4 separate regions of the Mus musculus genome follow, and regions 1, 3 and 4 are each linked to region 2. The links are chromatin loops, found by intact Hi-C in ENCODE. Cell type or tissue: heart. All regions are shown on one strand.

Region 1 (5,000 bases), 100 kb after region 2:
ACAAGTGTGCGCACTTGGATAACCATCACCTCAATTAACATCTGAAATAGTTCCATCACCCCAAGCGGCACCCCTTTTGGGTGGTTTGAATCCCCGTGGCCACCCAACCCAAAGGCCTCTGATCTGACTTCTGACTTGGTCGCTTTGCTTTTTCCAGAATGGAATGTAAATGAAATCATGGGTTATGGGGCTCTTTATGCTAAGATTTTAAACACACTTCCTTAACTACCCAACTTCCTCCTCTTTATCCACTCAGCCTTCTCTGCCAATTGCTTTATATGGACAAGTCCTGGGACAGTAGCAGCCTCCCGCAAGGCCTGCCTAGACCTATTTGTAAGATGACAGGCCCCACAGAGTATAGCTCTGTGGAGTTAACATTCAATCCTGCAGGTCCTACTCCTCCTTTCCTTCTCCTCCTCCTCCTTTCCTCCTCCTCCTCCTCCTCCTCTTCCTCCTCCTCCTTTCCTTCTCTTTTCCTCCTCCTCCTCCTCCTCCTCCTCCTCCTTTCCTTCTCCTTTCCTCCTCCTCCTCCTCCTCCTCCTCCTCCTTTCCTTCTCCTTTCCTCCTCCTCTTCCTCCTCCTCCTCCTCCTCCTCCTCCTCCTCCTCCTCCTCCTCCTCCTCCTCCTCCTCTTTCCTGAGACAGGGCCTCATATGCCCCAGGTGGCTTTCAATTCATTATATTGCAGAAGATGACTTTGAACTTGTAATCCCCCTAGCTTCCACTCCTGAGTGCTGGTATTTTAGTCATTTACATCACATCCAGTTTTATAGGATGCTGGGAATCCGGCTCAGGGCTTTGTGAGCACAGCTAAGACATATGCCTAGCCCTACATTTTCTTTTCTTCTGGAGGCTTTTCTCTTCGCCTCTGGGAACACAAAAACTCTGCCTTCAGATCAGTGTTGACACCTGCCCCCTCACCCCTGACTCCATCCACCCCAGAAGCTTAGTCCTTAAGGAATGAAATTCATGTACACTACCACTTCCGCTGAGCTTCAAGGCTACCCTCTCATCCGTTTCTCTCCTCATTCTTCACCGTCAGTCATCGTGGTGTCTGTGTCCCCAATATCCAGGGACTTCAAGGCCTGCTCCATCTACTGTAAGCCTGTCAGAAGGCTACACTCCAGGGACGGGTATCCCTGGCTTTCTACCAGAGAGGCAACTTGGTCTCCAAGGGTGGGGCAGAGGTGGGGGTGGGGGTGGGGTGGGGGGAGAAGTGGCAAAGTGTAGAGAATTTAGCTTAGGGATCCTGGCTCCCTCAATGGGAGAACTTTTTCTCAGGGTTATTGACTTCTTGACAGAGAGACCTTAGACTAGTGGTTTTCAACCGTGTCCTAATGCTGCAACCCTTTAACACAGTTCCTCAGATGGTGGTGACCTCCAACCATAAGATAATTTTTGTTGCTACTTCATAACTGTAATTTTGCTAGTTACAAATTATAATGTAGATATCTGATAAGCAGAAGGTCACTCAGTTTTATTGGATGCTAGGAATCCAGCTTAAAGGGTCTTTTGACACCCTACAAAGGGGGCCCAACCTACAGTTTGAGAACCACTGCCTTAGGTCATGTTCAAGTTTTTTTCTTCCCTTTTCTTCCCTTTCCTTTCTTTTCCTTTTCTTTTCTCTTCTTTCCTTTCTTTCTTTTTCCTTTTTTCTTTCTTTCTCCTCCTCCTCCTCTCTTCCTCCTCTTCCTCCTCCTCCTCCTCCACCTTCTTCTTCTTCTTCTTCTTCTTCTTCTTCTTCTTCTTCTTCTTCTTCTTCTTCTTCTTCTTCTTCTTCTTCTTCTTCTTTCTTCTTTGCTTTGAGACAGGGTCTCATGTAGCCTGCTGGGACAACAAAAGCAGAAAACTTTCTCCCAACACTTGTTTGAGACTGGAGACTGAATTTGGAGCCTCAGTTCCTACCAATATTTTCTCTCAAAGAATGTTTCTCTTGATGATGATGATAGTGGTGGTGATGTTTTGGTAATTTTGGGTTTTTGAGACGGGGTTTCTCTGTATAACCTTCTTTGGCTGTCCTGGGACTTTTGCTGAAGACCTGGAACTCATAGAGCTACATTTGCCTCTGTCTCCTGAGCCTTGTGATTAAAGGCAAGCACTGCCACCATTCAACTCTCCTTTTTTTTATTTTTTTGAGACAGGATCTCACTTGGTCACTATGTAGCTCTGGCTGGCCCAGAACTACTATGTACATCAAGTTGGCCTCAAATTCACAGAGATCTGTCTACCTTTACCTCCTAAGGACTGGAATTAAAGGCTTGTGCCACCACATCACACCAGGCCCCAGATCATAGGCCCTAGATCATACTGTTTTAATTTTTACATACTTTATTTATTAATCTTGTGGAGAGGGGAGTGCGGCACGCTCGTGCCAACAAGCCCAGGTTAGTCAGGCTTGGCAGCAGGAGCCTTTACCCTCTGAGCCATCTTGCTGGCCCGAGATCATATTTCAATCTAAAGAGAAAGCATACTCACTATCTGCCTTTCTGGTCGCCCCCTGGGCATTTGCTTTCTTATAAAAGTTTGGAGAAGTCTGAAGGATCAGTCCCAAAGAATGGACAAGCGGCTCACTTCTGCCCCCTAGAGGACATGAAGAAAGAAGCGGGGGAGCTAAATACGTGCTCGGAAATCCTTACAGAAACAAGAATTTAAAACCCTCAATCTAAAGAGAGCATCATTTAGCTCCCGAAAGAGAGGCGGGCTGGAAGCAGGTTATCCGGACCAAGATTAAGAGCATATCAGGGTAAACCGATAACCAGACGGGGACAGCTCACTCCCCACCTCCACCCCTCACACCTTCCTGCTCCCCAGCCCTCATTCCCATCCCCACCTCAAGAGAGTCAAGAGAGGGTTTCTCTATGTAGCTCTGGCTGTCCCGGAAGTCACTCTGTAGACCAGGCTGGCCTCAAACTCAGAGATACCCTGCCTCTGAGTGCTGGGATTAAAGACATGAACCACCACCCGGCCGGAAGCACTCATCTTAACCCGAACCCCAGAGTTTGTTTGTTTGTTTTTTAAGTGTTTGAGGTTTTTGCATGTTTACCATGCGTATGCAGTGTCCATAGAGGTCAGAAGCCAGCATCGGATTCCTGGAACCAGAGCTAAGGACGGTTTGAGTTACAGTGTAGGTGCTGGGAAATGAGTCCTAGTTCTCTGCAAGAACAACAGGTTCTCTCAACCCCGGGAGCTATCTCTCCATCTCTCCAGGCTCTCTGATCCCCAGCACCTTTATACCAGGGCAAGCCTGGGGAACAAACACACATCATTCATGCATCCTACAAAAGCTACCAGAACACCTCTCATCTACACGGTTACTATAGCCTGTGGTGCACTTAACAGAGCTGGGTCTGCGGTCCTTGCTCCAAAGAGGATGGGCCAGTTAGATTATCTCTTTTGAGATACTTGGCTTGCTGATTGAAAAAAGAACCCATTTGCACAATGCCCTGGCAGTCCGGATGCCACCTTGTGCTTGTCGGCTTGATTTCACTTGTTCTGTTGGACCTCAGTTTCCTTGGCTGTAACAGCAGACTGTAGCTCACTAACCTCCTTCCTGCTCTCTGTCTGCAAAGCTTTAACCCCTTCCCTCCCTCCAAGATGGCTGAGGGAAACTTGTCTATGTGCCCTGCCTAGGATGTTGGTCTCCATACCTGTGCAGAGTTATCTCCCCACAAACAGTTCCTGAAAAGCCCAACAGCTGCTGGAACCTGTGCCCTCCCGGTCCCCTAGGCTCTGGGCTCTGGGTATCTCTGTTGCTGGCATTCCCAGCCATGCTGTAGGTCCTTTCTTTTTGCTGCTATCTAGGTTGTAATGTGGATTTTCATTTCACGAGGGAATCCTGGGGGAAAGTACAGTTGACTGAAAAAGGAAAATGTCTAGAAATCCAGAAATCTTGAGATCTGAAATCCATCAGGCCAGGCTTTAAACCCTGGCTCTGTGACTTAATAAGCGTGTGATTTGGAACAAGTTGCCCATGCTGGGCTTGGTTTCTTCATCTACAGAAGGGGCATAAGAAAAATGTCTACATGCTGTGGGAAAGAGGACACCCACATTGTGCCTGCAGACAAGGCGGGTGGTTTGCTTTTTCTCCCCAGACCTCTGGGTTTTTGTAATAACCAGAGGATGTGGGCACACTCCCAAGCATCCTTTCTGCTTGGAATCCCAAATGTGTATTTGTAGATCCTAAGCATCTCTTACCCCCAGCAATTGGGAGACTGCTGCAGGGGAAGACAGGGGAGTCTGAGGTCATCCTGGGTTACATAACGAGAACCTCTCTCAAATCATCACTCACACTCACACTCATTCACACACTCACACACACACACATAAACACAAACACACACATACAAGCACTCATACAGACACACACATATAAACACACACAAGCACCCACATAGACACATGCAAGCACTCACACAGATAACACATAAACACACAAACACTCGCACACATACATACACACAAGCATTCACACAGACACATATACAAACATACTCACATACACACACACAAAGACAACACACTTATAAAATTTTTACATACAAACGCTCACACACAAGCACTCAGATACAAACACACAAATACACACACACTCATATGGACACATAAACAAATATACACTGATACACACACACACACACACAAAGACATACACACACACACACACACACACACACACACAGATTCACGTGGACACCAGAGGACAATTTTTCCTTCCACCGTGTGGGTTTAAGGGTGGAACTCAGTCTTGGAGGCAGGTGCCTTTATTCCCTGAACCACCTTGAAGGACCCTGTCCGGATTTTCTCATTATTTCTCTGCTTCTCATAAAGGGTCCATGCCAAAGATCTCTCCTTTCCAACTTTCCTCAGAACAGAAACATCCAAATAGACAAGCCCTACAAATGTCCTTTCTTTGACCAACAGAACAAGGTCCTCTGAATATGTCCACATGAGAGCATCTGACCCCGGTTCTTACATCCATGCTTCTAGGCCTGGAACTGTAAA
Region 2 (5,000 bases):
CTGTGCCCAGTTTGGTTTCCCTGCGGAGCTGTGTCTTGGGAGAGGTCAGGGAAGCTCTAGTTTCACCTGAGTTATTAAGCCTTCAGGTTGTTCTGTGGAGGTCAGGAGTTCTGTCCTCCAGCAGCTAGAGGCGGAGGTGAAGGGGAAGAAAATCTTACCTTTCAGGGAAGCTGGGAGCAGGGATAAAGCCAGGACTAGTTAGTTGGTCTCTGTGCTTGTTTGTCTGTGACTATGTGAGATAGATAAGGGAACGAATTTGAGGCAGGGGATTGCTCCCTAAAGCAAGGCAATAGCAACAGTGAAGTTGGTTCCAATGGTTGCTTTAAAAATATAACTCTGGCTGAGCATGGTGGCACACACCATTACCCTCAGCACTTAGGAAGTGGAGGAGAGAGGACTGAGAGTGGCTAGCCTGGGCTAAACACCGAGACCTGTCTCAAAGGCTAAGGGGGAGCGATGAAGCTCCTTGATAGAGTATTTACCCAGCAAGGGCCTGAGTTTAATACCCAGCACAACAAAAATAAAAATCAAATATATACATTCATAAAATTTGACATGTAAGTAAATCTATATACATGTAAGATTTTGTTTATCTATGTAACCGTTGCTCGAGATGGGTGGGATACGCATGTAAAATTTTGTGTAGCTATGGAACCACTGGTAGAGATGGGGTGGGTCTCTAGTGTGGGGGCTAAAGTGGCTATAGGCAGAAACTCACAGCTGAACAAGATACCCATAGAGTTGAGGGATACCTAAATGCTAACTGGCTCTTGGGCCTTGTGGGTGGGTTCGTGGCTTGTTCTCGTGGCAGTTCTGGAAGTGTGCCAGTTCTCGAGGGATGCCTCTGTGGCCGAGGCATGGTTGATTGCCCAGGAGCCCTACCTGGCCAGCCGGGACTTTGGACATACAGTGGACAGCGTAGAAAAGCTTATCAAGAGGCACGAGGCGTTTGAGAAGTCCACAGCCAGCTGGGCAGAGCGCTTTGCCGCCCTGGAGAAGCCCACCACGGTGAGCCAAGGCCGTCTGGGGGACTGGGAGGGCGCAGCTCTTGGGATGCTGTGGTACTGGTTCTCATGTCCTGTACTCAGGCTGGTAAGAGGGCGGACGGGCACAGGAGAGCACTGATGTGTAAACACCGAACACCAACCATGTGACTCTCGGGCTGCAAACGTTAGGGTGTGTTACAGTGCAGGGCCAAACTTAGGTCCTCTGAGAATCAGCTCCCCTGTGGCCGCTCGCTCTGACCCTTGACCTTTCCCTTCCCCAGCTTGAGCTTAAGGAACGCCAGACTCCAGAAAGACCCACAGAGGAACCTGGGTAAGTGTCAACCCCGTATTCCACGTCCAAGGAGCCAAGCAGGCTGTCAAGGGGTGACTGGGGAGGAGGAAAAGGAAGCCGCTAACAAGAGCTGTCATGTGAACAAAAAAACCTTTGACCTCTCCTGGGGGCCCTAAGAGCACAACCCAGAATGTACAGAGCTCTGCTGCACCAGGCACAGAAGCCTGAAGCCCAATACAGGAAGGAAGGGTTAGCTAACAGTGCCTATTGCTAAGCCAGCCTTTCCCTTAGGCACTCCCGGGCACTGCCCTTAGGCTGTCTCCTATGGAATTCATCCGTTTCTGATGTGTCTACTTTCACTCTTCCTGTGAAGCCGTGGGCCGACTCCTTGCTGACCTCCTCTGGGACGGAGCCAGGGATCACGCCTGTGCATGCTCTGTGCTCCCAGTGTGGGGAAAGCCAGGGAAAGCCAGGCCTTACAGAGAGGCACCTGTCGCTAAAGAGAGGTTGTGTCTTCTTTAGGCCTCAAGAGGAGGAAGGCGAGACAGCTGGCGAGGCCCCCCAGGTCCACCATGCGGCCACAGAGAGAACATCTCCGGTCAGTTTCATGTCCCGCTTGTCTAGTTCCTGGGAGTCGCTGCTGCCAGAGCCCGCTCACCCCTTCTAGACTCAGCCAGGGCAGAAGGAAGGCCAGGACGAGGACAGGGTGTGCTTCCTGGTCCCCACCCTCATCCTGCCCACATGTCCCCTCTAGGAGCCTCCTTCAGATCCGTCTACTTTTATACTTAGATTTTAATTCTTAAATAACTCCTCTCCTTCCAACCCAGAAGCCAGCCCACCAACATGATTCTACAAGTTTGGTTTTCTCTAGTCTAATAAATTTTATGGGATAAAATCTGTCACCATCAGCACAGGGGAAACACTTTACTCAGAGTTGATTCCATTGGATACATGGTCTCTTTTCCCATTTTCCTTCAAACCCCGTCCTTAGCACAGTGTCCTCTTCCATACATGCTGGCACATACATGTACACACACACACACACACACACACACACACACCGACAGACTGCCTCATCCTGCTGAACCACCCACAGACATCTCATGCAGCGAGGGGTAGATAGCCCACCCATCTAGCAGATTTCTTTTCAGACAGAGCCCATCCCTCTATGGCTATAGGTCATAAAGTTTGACTAGGGAGATGGTTCTAAGGCAGGGTTAGGCTTGAGTCCTGCAAGTGGGAAGGAGATCAGGGCTTTTAGTACTGCAAGGAAGCCCCCAATTTGTAGAACAGGGGCTTAAGGAACAGTAGCTTCCAGAGGCCTGGGATGTACAGCCGTAGGACCGTACCCAGGGCAGGTTCTCTTGGGCCCTGAGAGTCTGTTCAGGGAGCCTGGACAGCTGCGACTCAGATTGGGGAAATGCTCTGGGAGTAGCCGGCTGAGAAGAACGCAATCTGCATGTGGTTTGCACCACTGCATGGATCCCTGCGGCATGTGGCTTTGGGTATCAGTAGCAACAGATAACTTCATGTACTCCCTCTCTCAGAGCCCAGATGAGTGTGGTGTAACGTGAGTAGGGATTGAGAAAGATTAGCATCCTTGGTGGGAATTTCTACTACAATAGCTACCCCTAGAAAGACGCACATATCTTCCTGTGCAGAATCCCTGCGCACACACACACACACACACACACACACACACACACACACACCTCAGTTTCTTTGGTGCCCTTTTCTGAGCTGCACCGACCCATCATGCTCAGCAGAGGGCACTGTTGGGCTCTGCTGGAAGACCTCTCTCTGAAGATCCTGCTGCCGTTCCCATCCCGCCTGTGGTAGACTGTCTTGCAGCTCCCTTTCCCCAGCACCAACTCCCCTGACCCCATCCCTCAGCCCACTCCCACCAGAGGGAGAGAGAACTCCTGGGGCTACAGACTGTGAACAGGGCTGGACCTGCCCCTGCCCCTGCCTCCTGCCTCCTGCCTCCACCCGCGCTTCTGCCCTGCATCCCTGTGTGTCTGCATGCCGTGGTGTCCCCGGTGTGCAGGCTTCATGACCACCTGAGCATCTCGACACCATTGTCTGTCGTGTACGTGTACGTTTGTGCAAATGTAACTACATGTGCACCTGAGCCACCTCCATCTGACACTTGAATATCACTGGGTTGGGAGGAATAAAATTTGCTTAAATCTGAGTGTTTCTCTGGGGGAGGAATGAGCCCCTGTGGGGGAATCTCTGCTGAGGAACCAGCCACTCACCAGATTGGAAATGCAACCCATATCTGTACCAGAAAGCAACCAGATGGCTAATCAAATGAACACCAGGCCCAGGGCTTCTTGGAGACAGCCTTCTTCCTGCTGCAGCGCCTTCCCAAGCCTTAAAGATGCAGGAGGGAGGACATAACTCCAAATCATCTTTGATATGAGAAAGAGGATGGAGCCCATGCAGACAGAAAGCCCAACCTCCTTTCAGAGAGGTCCTCCCCAGCTCACTACAGCCCCCCTTCACTGCCCTTAACCTCTGGCCCATCACAGGAAGGTTCAGTTGTATGCTGTGCCTTCTCATGAATGGGCCTGGGGTGCCATGGCTCTCCTGCTGGTCCTATCTGTGCAGTCTGGTGTCGGGTCCTGTAGTTTAGATACATGCCACATTGCTTCGTGTAAAAGCCCTTACTAATGCATGTCGCTTCCTGCTGGAGTTACGAATGGGAGTGGAACACCACGTACCCCTTGCCCTGCCTGGATAGTGCCTGGATAGGTGGCACCCTGCGGGCCTTGATCCAGCCTTCCCTTTCCTGTGTGTGTACATGCAATGACTGAGCTGCCAAACCATCACTGTGCACTGCCACTACTGCCCCTCGCCTCTGCATGTTAGAATGCATTCTGGTAAAAGCCGGACCCTTCCCACAGGTAAGTGTGAGGCCAAGCCAGAGACACAAGGTATCACAAGAAGCAAGACTCGGGATGAAGTCAGAATGTCTGGGGTCTGGTCTTTGGTTCTGGTTAACCTGTGTGGGTTTGGAATCCTCTCCCCGTCCCCAAGCCTCTTGCCTTATAAAGGTCTTTTTGTAAGGTTACAGAAAGTCCACAGTCCCACGAGTCAGCGACGTAGCCTTCCAAGGGGGAGACTGAGAGGATGGCTTTCCTATTTTCCTTCCATCTGCTCCTAACTCTGAGATTCCGGAAGCTACTGTGAAATCAGGATGGGGAAGGAGAGGTCACAGCCTAGGGTGTTTGCCCTTGTCCCTCTTTGAGGAAAGGACTGAGGTTCAAACCTATATAATGCCAGAAGTGGAGCCCTGAGGGGGCCTTCAGCCGGAGGGTAAAGCAGGAGGACTTTCTGGCAAGAGACAGGCACCCTCTCTGCCTCCTGTGCTTCCCTTCCCCTGGGAAAGATCCGGTCCTCTCCTGAATGTTCATCTTCCAGGCATTGCTCCTCAGACTGCCCAGTGTTGTGTTTGTAGGAAGATGTTTCCTCCTAGGAGAGAAGAGAGCAAGCTCTCATGGGGTTAAAGAGAGTGTGAGTTTCCTCAGGCTCAAAACCTCTTCCTACACACTGCTGTGTCACACTGTCCCTGCTGGGATGACAGGAGTGACACCCCTGAAAGACTCAGATGCTGTTGGGGGCTGTAACGAGAAACAGTCTTAGTTTGGAACCAACCTACCCTTCCTGCCTCCAAGTCCCCAGGCTAGGCCCAGTGTGCAGTGCAGGGGGACCCCAAG
Region 3 (5,000 bases), 120 kb after region 2:
GGGATCTTGCCCCAAAGTCACCATTCCCTTAGGATGTTTCTTTCCTCTAACACAGGATGCAGCTCCATTTCACTTCCTGGTGCCCCTTTATTGCTTGAACTGTACATTTTGTATTTTTTCTTTTTAAGCTCGCTACACTTCATCAAAACACTCTTTATGACACTAAACCACAGCACAGAGTTTAAATTGGATTGTTTTGCAATCTTCTTTGTCAATGCAATTAATCTGAGTCTCTTCACCTCAGCCTCAGACAGACTCTTCAGACAAGGGCAAAAAACAGTCACATTCTTCTCCAAAATATCACAATAACAGTCTCTAGGCCATACATACTAACATTCTTCTCCGGGCCAGGTCTGCACAGTCCAAATCATCCTCAGCACCAATCTCTTCCCTATTCCTAGGATGGTTCATTAAGCCCCACTTAAAACATTCCTTGGCTTTCCAAATCCAAAGTCTCACAATCTACATTCCTCCAAACAAAAGCATGGCCATGTCTATCACAGCAATCCTGGAGTCCCTGGTACCAACTTCTGTCTTAGTTAGGGTTTTACTGCTGTCAACAGATACCATGACCAAGGCAACTCTTATAAATTTAGGACATTTAATTGGAGCTGACTTACAGGTTCAGAGGTTTAGTCTGTTATCATCAGGGTGGGAGTATGGCACCATTCAGACTGGTATGGACCAGGAGGAGCTGAAGGTTCTATATCTTCATCTAAAAGCCACCAGGAGAAGACTGTCTTCCAGTTAGCTAGGAGGAGGGTTGCAAAGCCCACTCCCAAGGTGACACACTTCTCCCAACAAGGCCACACCTACTCTAACAAGGCCACACCTCCAATAGTGCTACTTCCTGGGCCAAGCATCTTCAAAGCACCACACAGGCCCAGAAAGGAGATTTTTGGGGGGGGGGGGGGGCTAGTGCTGTGAGGAGTGGGAACTGGGGAAACTGGTGGATTTGACTGGGTACTCTGTAGTGCAATTCCTTATACCTGTACCTTGTGTAGATTTCTGTAAATCCTTCTGTTGCATTCCCTGAACTCTCAGATCTCAGGTTGGTATTTCTTCTGGACGTAATCTCATGCTGAGACTGCAGCATGCAGCAGCCAGCATCCAAGAAAGCCCTAGTGGATCTTGCTAGCATCATGCTGTCGCTTCTGCACTGAACTGGGAGGTGGTGTGTTATGACTGACTGTTGCAGAAAGGGGGAAGGGAAATTCTGAGGCTGTCCCCCTCATCATGACCTCCACCTTGGTCTATGGGATCATCTGCCCTCAGGGGAGTCTGTTGTATTGTGAGGAAACCTGAATAGTCTCATGAAGGAATCTGTATTGTAGCAAGCAAGCCTCCCCCACAGTCAGAGTAACTTGTCAAGTATGTGAGGACATCCTTTAGCCCCCGCCAAGACTCTTGAGCCAGAACTGCTCAACGGAGCCACTCCCAAATGCCAGAACTGTGTGAGATGACAAATTCTTACTCTTCTTGAAAACCTGTAAGTCTTCAGCGTCATTTGCTATGTATCAATAGGTAAGAAAAGCCCTGGGCACCACAGCCAGCTTTACTGAGGTTACACAGATGCAGCCAAGTTTCTCAGGCCATCTCAGACATGGGTACAAAAAAAGAACACAGTAATGCTCAGAGCTCATTGGCTCTTGATTCTAGTGCCAAAGCAAGATCTCCCTGGAACATGCTTGTGAGATGACATCATGCCTAGCAGTCACTTTGCATTTCTTTCTTTTTTAAAGATTTATTTATGTATATTTGAGTACAGTGTAGCTGTCTTCAGACACCCCAGAAGAGGGCATCGGAACCCATTACAGATGGTTGTGAGCCACCATGTGGCTGTTGGGAATTGAACTCAGGACCTTTGGAAGAGCAGTCAGTGCTCTTAATCACTGAGCCATCTCTCCAGTCCCCACTTTAAATTTCTAATGTAAGAGTTGACAAGTTTCTTTTCTTTTCTTTTCTTTTTGGAAAGGACTAAATAGCTCACATTTTAGCTGTTGAAGGCCACATGGTTTGTCTTATGGTGAGGGAGTACCTGCAGACCGGTGCCAAGGTGTGCCCCTGAATAATTACCCCATGCAACAGATCTGGTATAAGGAGGTTTATTGGGGGAAGGGGAGAGGAAGGAGGACCTGGAGAAAGCGTAGAGGCAGATGGATAGACATGTAGACAGACAGACAAATAGGAGCAGAGCCATGAAGGCAGAGAAAAGAGGATGGGTCACAGAGAAGGACAGAGAGAGGGAGATCCCACACCTGGTGCATCTGGACCCTGCGGCATGTGATGACATAAGCCTTTGCTAGGTCCCTGGAGGCACCTAGTGGAATCTGTAAGCAACAAGTTTGTCACAGTTCTTCAGCCTTCGGGGTGCCGAGCAAAAGCAGATAGAGATAACATGTACAGGAGTGGGCATGGCTGTATTCCAGTAAAGCTTTATTTATAAAGCAGGAAGCAGGCTGCATTTGGCCCACGGAGTGAGTTATGGTTTGCCAGTTTCAGCTCTATTGACAAAAATAAAACAAACCGAGAGAGGTGATGAGGAAAACAAGGGACAAAGTATTGATAGCCACTGGAAAGTTGGGGGACTGGTCTGAGGGGGTTGGTGGCACATTTCTCTGTTATGTCCCTCACATCCTTGACTTCTGAGCACATATGCTTTTATTTCAAGTCGGTGTTTAATCAGAACGAGCCTCTCAGAAGCTGAGGAGCGCAGCAGACTTGTTGAGGTCTTAGTCTTTCCCAGGAGGCTCATGGACACATTTCCTTTCCGAGTCTTACACCCTGGTAAACAGTTTTCCAAAAATGGAGATTCCAATGCTCAGGGATGGAGCTCACCGCCCTCAGGGAAGCGATGTTGTTTTCTTATTTCTCAGCGGGGGGGGGGGGGGGGGGGAATCGGAATGTCCTGGGGTGGACGAGAACTTCACCAGAAGCTCTGGGAAGCACTGGGAACTCAGGAAGTTGGAATCTAGTCAGAACATCTGGGAGTTTAAAGAAAGACATAAAGTTAAGCTATTCATCAGACTCCATAAATTCTCTCAAAAGCAGATACTGTAATTACACAGAGACGAGACAATGGGCCGTGTTGTCAGCAGAAAGGAATCGCATGCATCTCGAGTGAAACTGCACGGAGTCCTTACCTAATTTTGGATCAAGGGTGGCAGATCTTTTATTTTAAGAAAGGAGTCGCTCTCCTTCACAGCCCCACAAGGTTCCCATGGAAGCAGGTCTTCATTACCTGCCCCCTGCAGGATCTGTGCAATTTGTTGTCCAACAGCATCAGCCCCCTGCCTCTGTGTCTACTTGGCAGGATCTCACTCCTGGAACTCTGTAAATCCTACCCACCACTCAACCTCCAGCCTCAGGGAGGAAGCCTCAGAGGTTTTCTGTTTGTTTGTTCTGCATACTCTGACATTACCTGCTCTTACCATGTAACTGTGTATGGCCCTGTCTGTGACGTAGGGTAATTAATGCTGGTGCAGGAATGACCACTCCAGTGGCTAGAGAGATGGCTCAGTGGTAAAAAGGACTGGCTGCTCTATCAGAGAACCTGGGCTCAACTCCCAGCACCCGCATGGCATCTTACAACCATCTGTTAATTCCAGTTCCAGGGGACTTGATGCCCTCGTCTGGCCTCAAATGTGGCACACACCAGGCACAAATGTGGCACACAGACAGACATGCAAGCAAATCACCATACACACAAAGTGAAATGTATGTGAAAATGCAAGATGTTCAATTTTTAAAAAAAGACTCTCCCCAATTTTCCGTGGCTTGGCATATAAAAAACTGTTTTCATTCTTTTCATTCTGTGCCATAACACAGAAGAGGTGACCCTTCCACGTGTGCACAAGGCTCCTGTTCACGTTCCTTCCCTTTATGGCTCCACTTTTATTGATTCTTTGTCATTTTACTGCCTTCACATGTTATTTATTATTATTATTATTAGCGTGCATGCCACAGCACACATATAAAGAAAGATCAGAGGACATGGTAGGCATGGGTTCCTGTCACTCTGTATTCCGGGAATGAAACGTAGGTCCTCTGGGTCACATGGCAATTACCTTTACACACTCGTGAGCCTCCTTACCAGCCTGATGTCTATCATGACAGATGAAGAAAGACAGCCTGAGGAAGACACGCTCACTCTTTCTGTCTAAATTGCATCTGTGAGATTCACCCGGGTGGTGATTTGATACGGCCCTCTATTCTCTTTCATTGCTGGAAACAGCCCATTCTATGAACAGTCAGTCAATTTATCCCTTTATTTATCTTATTGATTTGAAGAAAGTATCTGTACGCCTATCTTATCTTAACTATTTTGACACAGCTGTATTCTTACTTCCTGTAGATTTCCTTTTCCTTCTCTTAAAAGTATTTTTTAAAAAGATTTGTTTATCATTATATATAAGTACACTGCGGCTATCTTCTGACACACCAGAGGAGGGCGTCAGATATCATTACAGATGGTTGTGAGCCACCATATGCAGGGAATTGAACTCAGGACCTTCGGAAGAGCAGTTAGTGCTCTTACCCATTGAGCCATCTCACCAGCCCTTAAAAGTATTTTTGATTTACAGAAGTTTTACATTTTAATGAACTATGTCTTTTTTTTTTTCAATCTTTAATGGCTAAGAATTTTTGTGTAGTGGCTCTTCCAAGATCATACAGATGTTTCGTGTTATCTTTTAGAAGTCTTAGTCTTTCGGGGCGTGGTGGCACACGCCTTTAATCCCAGCACTCGGGAGGCAGAGGCAGGCAGATTTCTGAGTTCGAGGCCAGCCTGGTCTACAGAGTGAGTTCCAGGACAGCCAGGGCTATACAGAGAAACCCTGTCTCAAAAAACAAAACAAAGCAAAACAAAACAAAACAAAGCTGGGCCGTGGTGGCGCACGCCTTTAATCCCAGCACTCAGGAGGCAGAGGCAGGTGGATTTCTGAGTTCGAGGCCAGCCTGGTCTACAAAGTGAGTTCCAGGACAGCCAGGGCTATGCAGAG
Region 4 (5,000 bases), 69 kb after region 2:
AGTGAAGGTCTAGGGGTTGCAAGCCCGGTGGCAGATTGCTTCAGTTACATGTATGAGGTTCTGTGACTAGGACTGAAAATAAAATTGCCAGGCATTTGATCCTGGCTTTCAGGGCCACATAGAGACTCCAGCCTGGAATATAGAGTGAGACTTTGTCTTAAAAAAAAAGAAAGAGGCCAGGCATGGTGATGTATACATACATTTAATGCCAGCACTTGGGAGGCAGAAGCAGGCTGATCTCTTAAGGTCAAGGCCAGCCTGGTCTACATAGTGAGTTCTAGGACAGCCAGGACTGCATAGTAAGACCCTGGGGGGCTGGAGGTGGGGAAGATGGGGGGCGGGGGAAGAATGGGAGAAATGTAACACACACACACACACACACAACCCTACCATTCAATAAAAAGACAACCTATTTTTAAATGTGTAAAGGGTCTGAATAGACATCTCTCCAAAAAGCTATATAAATGGGCACCAAACACAAACCCACAACTTTATCAGAGGATATGCAAAGAAAAACCAACAGTGAAGGCTGCTGCATATGACAGTGTTCCTAAGGACTGGGAGAAACTACAACCCTCTCTCTCACACAGCTGCTGTCCCTGCTTTGCAGAACAGTCTGGCCGTTCTTCAAAGATTAAACATAGATTCGCTTTATGACCCACAATTCCAGTCCCAGGAATGTACCTAGGAGACATGAGAACACCTGTCCACACACAACTGTGAACATAAATGCTCAAACAGCATTATTTGTAGCAGACCCACAATAGAAACTCAAATAGCCATCGACTGCTGGTGGTAAAGAGAAGGTCACGTGGAATACAGTAGAATGACGTCCCGAATCACAGGTGAGCTTGAAAGCATATTGCCGAGAAATCAGTCACAAAGAACCAAATATTGTATAAACTGCACAGAATCGGGTTGGAGGAATGAGGAATTGCTGCTAACAAGTTCAGGACTCTGAAATACTGTGACAATTGCACTAGTTATTCTTAACTGCTGAGTTGGGGTTTTGTGTTGGAAATTATACCCATGCTAAACATGGGTTCTCGCACTGAGTTACACAATAGCCAGAATTGTACATTTTAACTACAATTTAAACAGATGGGTCAGGCTGGGTTTTGGGAGCGTGGGGGAAGGGAGTGTTCTGTTCTTACTGTCGTTTGTTTGTGCTAGGACTTGAACTCATAGACTCATGCACGCTAGGCAAGTGTTCTTCTACTGAGCTACATGCCTGGCCCTTTGGGGGTTTTTGTTCCTTTGTTTGTTTTCGAGATAGTCTTATTAACTTGCCCAGGCCACTTTTGAGGGTACTTTGTAGCTCTCAGACAAGCCTTGGGGCAGTGATTCTCCTGCTTCAACTTCCTGAGTACCTGGTATTACCTACCTATGCTGCCAGGCCCAGCTCCACACTGCTCTAGAAATTCTGGGCTTAAATGATCCTCTGGCTTCCAGCCTCTTTTATGAGTCGCTGCCTCTGTCTGTGTATTAGTCAGGGTTCTCTAGAGTAGCAGAATTTATGGAATGATTCTCATAAAGAGAAAGAGAGTTTATTAGAATGACGTACAGGTTGCGGTCCAGCTAATGCAATAATGGCCACTGGAAACAGAAAGTCCAAATATCCAGGAGTTGCTCAGTCCACAGGCCGGATGTGTCATCTGGATCTTCAGTATAAGCCAGAATCCGGAAGAAAGAGGCTCTGATGCCAGTGAAGAAACTGACTTTCCAGCAAGAGTGAGAGCAAACAAACAAAGAGCAACGACTTCTTTCTCCCATGCCCTTGTACAGGCTTCTATCAGAAGGTGTTGCCTGGATTAAAGGCTCATCCTTTCCCAGGTCAAAAGACCTGGATTAAAGGCATGTCTTCCTACCTCAAAGGCCCAGACTAGAAGAGGATCTTCTTACTGCAAATTGAGCAAAATTCACTCACAGGTGTACCCTCCATGGTTGGATTTTGGTTATAGCCAAGTTGACAGCCATGACTAGTTAACAGATTCCCTAGTGAGACCAAAAGCATGCACTACCGCCTCCATCTGAATTGTGTGTTTTGATCAATAGAGTGGGGACCGGAGAGATGCCTCAGTGGTTAAGAGTGTTGGTTCCTCTTCCTAGAGGATCCAAATTTGATTCCCAGCACCCACGCGTGGCAGTTCACAGCTATCTGTAACTCCAGTTCCAGAGAATCTGATGTCCTCTCCTGGCCTCTATGGTCACCAGGCATTCATGTGATACACAAACATCAGCCATACACATAAAATAAATCAATTGATACTTTAAAGAGATACCATCAGGATCTTTTATTATCATTAAACAGGTAAAACTTTATGATATCTGAGTTTGAGACCAGTTGGGGGCTATAGAGAGAGACCCTGTCTCAAACAAACAAATCAATATCTGTCTCTGTATGCACCTTAAAATGCTCAGCAAGTAAGGGAAGGGCCGTCTCAATTCTGCATTTCAGCAGAGAGTGCTAGATGAAGTTATAGACACTGTAATTCCATGCCTTAGAACACTCAATAATTCAAAGCTTTGTGGTCCCAAGCTTCTCCCAAAACCACTGAGAAGGAAGATTTATAATTAACTCTTAGAGAGGGTTATAGCAGGGGGTGGGGGTCGGGTGGGGTGTCCCTTCTTGAAAGTCTCTATTGATAGCTTCCTCCGTTCTTGGTGTCAGAAAAATGTGACATCAGAAAGAGGAAGAGGCTGTGGGGGAAGGGAGAAGGGGGAAGGGGACTGCCCCATGCATGACTCCTGCCTCTTGGGCAGTCTGAAAGAAACAGCTGTTGTTTGACTTTGCATCTGCAACCGAAGCGTTTGCCAATCACTTGCGGTTTTTCAAGAAGCCGGGAGCCCGTGTGAACCATTTCTGAAGATCTCTTATGCTCACCTTCCTTATCAGTAGATAAAAGGGCCCAGTCAGCACTCAGAACACCTGAGACAGGGAGTCGGCACCCACACACCGGCCTTAGAGGCCTTGGGTTTGCTTTAGATACAGCTTGCTGTTCATTGCCTGACTTCTGGCCTCTATGGGCTGCTATTCTGTCTGCGAGACTGTGGATAGATAAACAAGCTGTACACTGCTCCATACCAAAGTGGAAGACTGTCTGGAGTAGACCTACTGGGTGACATGGTATTTTTAGTTATTTGGGGGGGCTTCTAGATCCTTTTGTACCAGAGGTTTTCAGGTATGGGGTTCATAAAAGTCACTGGAAATTTTCTAATTCAGGGCTGATGTAGATCTTCATTCTCTTTGCTGTTACACTGGTGTTTGATAGGACTCATATAGCCAAGGCTGGCCTTGAATCCCTGATCCTCCTTCAACCACCTTCTGAAAGCTGGGATTGTCAGCACTCACAGTACCCCCAGCTTTAGCATGTAGATTCTTGGGGCGTTTGTTTGATTGGTTGGTTTGGTTTGGTTTTTGAGACGAGGTCTCTGTGGTGCTCTGGCTGGCCTGCATCTCGATATATAGGGCAGGCTGATGTCAGAGTCATAGATTCGCCTGCCTTTGTCTCCTGAATGCTGAGGTTGAGGTATGTGCCACCATGCCTGGCTCGGTATGTGTAATCTTTTTTAAAAAATTATATGTGTGTGTGTGTGTGTGTGTGTGTGTGTGTGTGTAGGGGTGTGTACATGTGAATGCTGACACCTGCACAAGCACTGGATACCCCTGGAGCTGGAATTTCAGGTGCTTGTGAGCTTCTTATCTTCTGCAAGAGTTCTTAACTACTGAGATCTCTCTAGCCTCATAAGAATTTTTATTCCATTTATTTCACACACTGACAATCCCCACATGCTGCAAAAGATAAAAGGGTCTTGCTTGGGAGGCTTCCTGAGTCTGGAGTAAGTCTGGCTGTTCTTAAATCAGACAGAGGAGTTCCACATTGATTCCCTTGCAGTCCTCAATTTTCAACACCTTGGTGAGCAGAAGGGCAGGGCAGGTCTTCCAGGGACTCCACCAGATCCTTCCAAAACAATGAACAAGAGCTTAATTAGTAGGCACTTGCCCAGCTGCTTGCAGAGGGAGGCAGTTCTCCCTGGCTATAATCATGGCTGTGTTTTGCTCATTGCATTGGCCTGTGAGTTCTCAGCCCTGGCTAGGCTGACTTTCCTCAGGTGACAGGAAAGTCATACTGAGGTAGCTTGTTCTGCATACCCTTGCCTTGGTTTCTGCACCAGACCATTCAGGGAACACAAGTTGGTTCCAAAGCACGCTACAGTAACTGAGGCCCAGCCCTGAGGGTCTCCTAAGTCATCAGCAACTCATCCACGAAACTGGGAATTGCCACACAGGTGGGTGGCATAGCTGAGAGTTTCCACCGGCACCGTGTCAATGACGAGACTCATGGGCCCGTCCTGTCCTTGTCTGCCAGGTGCTCCTACCAAAACCCATACTTTCTGCATGCGGGGCACTTTGTGGAACCGTCTGGTCTTCATCACCTTTTGTTACTCTCTTGTATGTAACCAAGCTGAGAGAGGCACAGCCTAGAGCTTCTGCTGTTCCTGCTGCTCCCTCCTGCTGCTCCCTCCTGCTGACTTCCAAGGTTGAGGCCTGGCTGTCTCTCTGCTAGGTGTCATCACTACTGCTAACCTGACTCTATGGAACTGGACTGCTAGTGCATCCCCCAATTCAAGTGGATGGAGATGCTGCTGCTAACCTGTGAACTGAACTGCCAATTTCCAGACCATACATATAGGAGTTGCTCCAAAGAACCTTTCTAAACAGCTCCACTTCCCTTGTATCCTTTCTTTCCCACTACCTCTGGTGGGTGGTAAGCTACAAGGGAGGTTAAAGCATTCAAGAACCATCATTAGAAATAAGGTTTAAAATAACTAAAGTTACACTATTTGGTTGTTTTTCTTTCTTAATTTCAGATTATAAGTGCTGGGTTTCCAAGGCCAGAGTTAGTATCCTAATTTCTTTATTGCCACATAGAGATTGGAATAGCCAGAAGAGACCCTCTATTCAGGTCACTGTGTGCAGAACCTTAAGATAGATGTGG

Evidence for each region. Hi-C counts contacts between places; a loop is a spot of excess contacts. Peaks named below come from ENCODE experiments on the same cell type or tissue, not always from the same donor. Only the 100,000 strongest peaks of a DNase experiment are listed, where the experiment ranks them.
Region 1: it touches region 2 in a loop (8-fold over the local background); 32 of 42 quality-filtered maps call a loop at or near these places.
Region 3: a loop joins it to region 2, with 2.8 times the contacts of the local background. A loop is called at or near these places in 3 of 42 quality-filtered maps.
Region 4: it touches region 2 in a loop (2.7-fold over the local background); 2 of 42 quality-filtered maps call a loop at or near these places.

The regions. Positions count from the first base shown.
Region 1 is chr12:76,494,068-76,499,067 of GRCm38, reverse strand. No RefSeq gene overlaps it. Among named protein-coding and RNA genes, the nearest start is that of Gm40445, 27 kb to the left of the region's middle. In heart, no CTCF peak of the experiment used is centred here; a DNase peak (open chromatin) is centred at 2,487; H3K4me3 peaks cover 377 bases; H3K27me3 peaks cover 274 bases.
Region 2 is chr12:76,594,602-76,599,601 of GRCm38, reverse strand. It overlaps Sptb (spectrin beta, erythrocytic), which reads left to right. Exons shown (of 36, transcript NM_013675.3): 30 at 812-1,008; 31 at 1,268-1,317; 32 at 1,801-1,876. Among named protein-coding and RNA genes, the nearest start is that of AI463170, 49 kb to the right of the region's middle. In heart, CTCF peaks have their summits at 1,848 and 3,059 (motif pointing right); DNase peaks (open chromatin) are centred at 1,124, 1,541 and 3,121; H3K27ac peaks cover 446 bases.
Region 3 is chr12:76,476,699-76,481,698 of GRCm38, reverse strand. No RefSeq gene overlaps it. Among named protein-coding and RNA genes, the nearest start is that of Gm10451, 35 kb to the right of the region's middle. In heart, CTCF peaks have their summits at 2,333 and 3,240; DNase peaks (open chromatin) are centred at 1,368, 2,818 and 3,028; H3K4me3 peaks cover 484 bases; H3K27ac peaks cover 545 bases.
Region 4 is chr12:76,525,514-76,530,513 of GRCm38, reverse strand. Gm40445 (a long non-coding RNA gene) reads right to left here. Exons shown (of 3, transcript XR_872833.3): 3 at 3,639-3,962. Among named protein-coding and RNA genes, the nearest start is that of Gm40445, 4.5 kb to the right of the region's middle. In heart, no CTCF peak of the experiment used is centred here; a DNase peak (open chromatin) is centred at 2,833; H3K27me3 peaks cover 1,024 bases.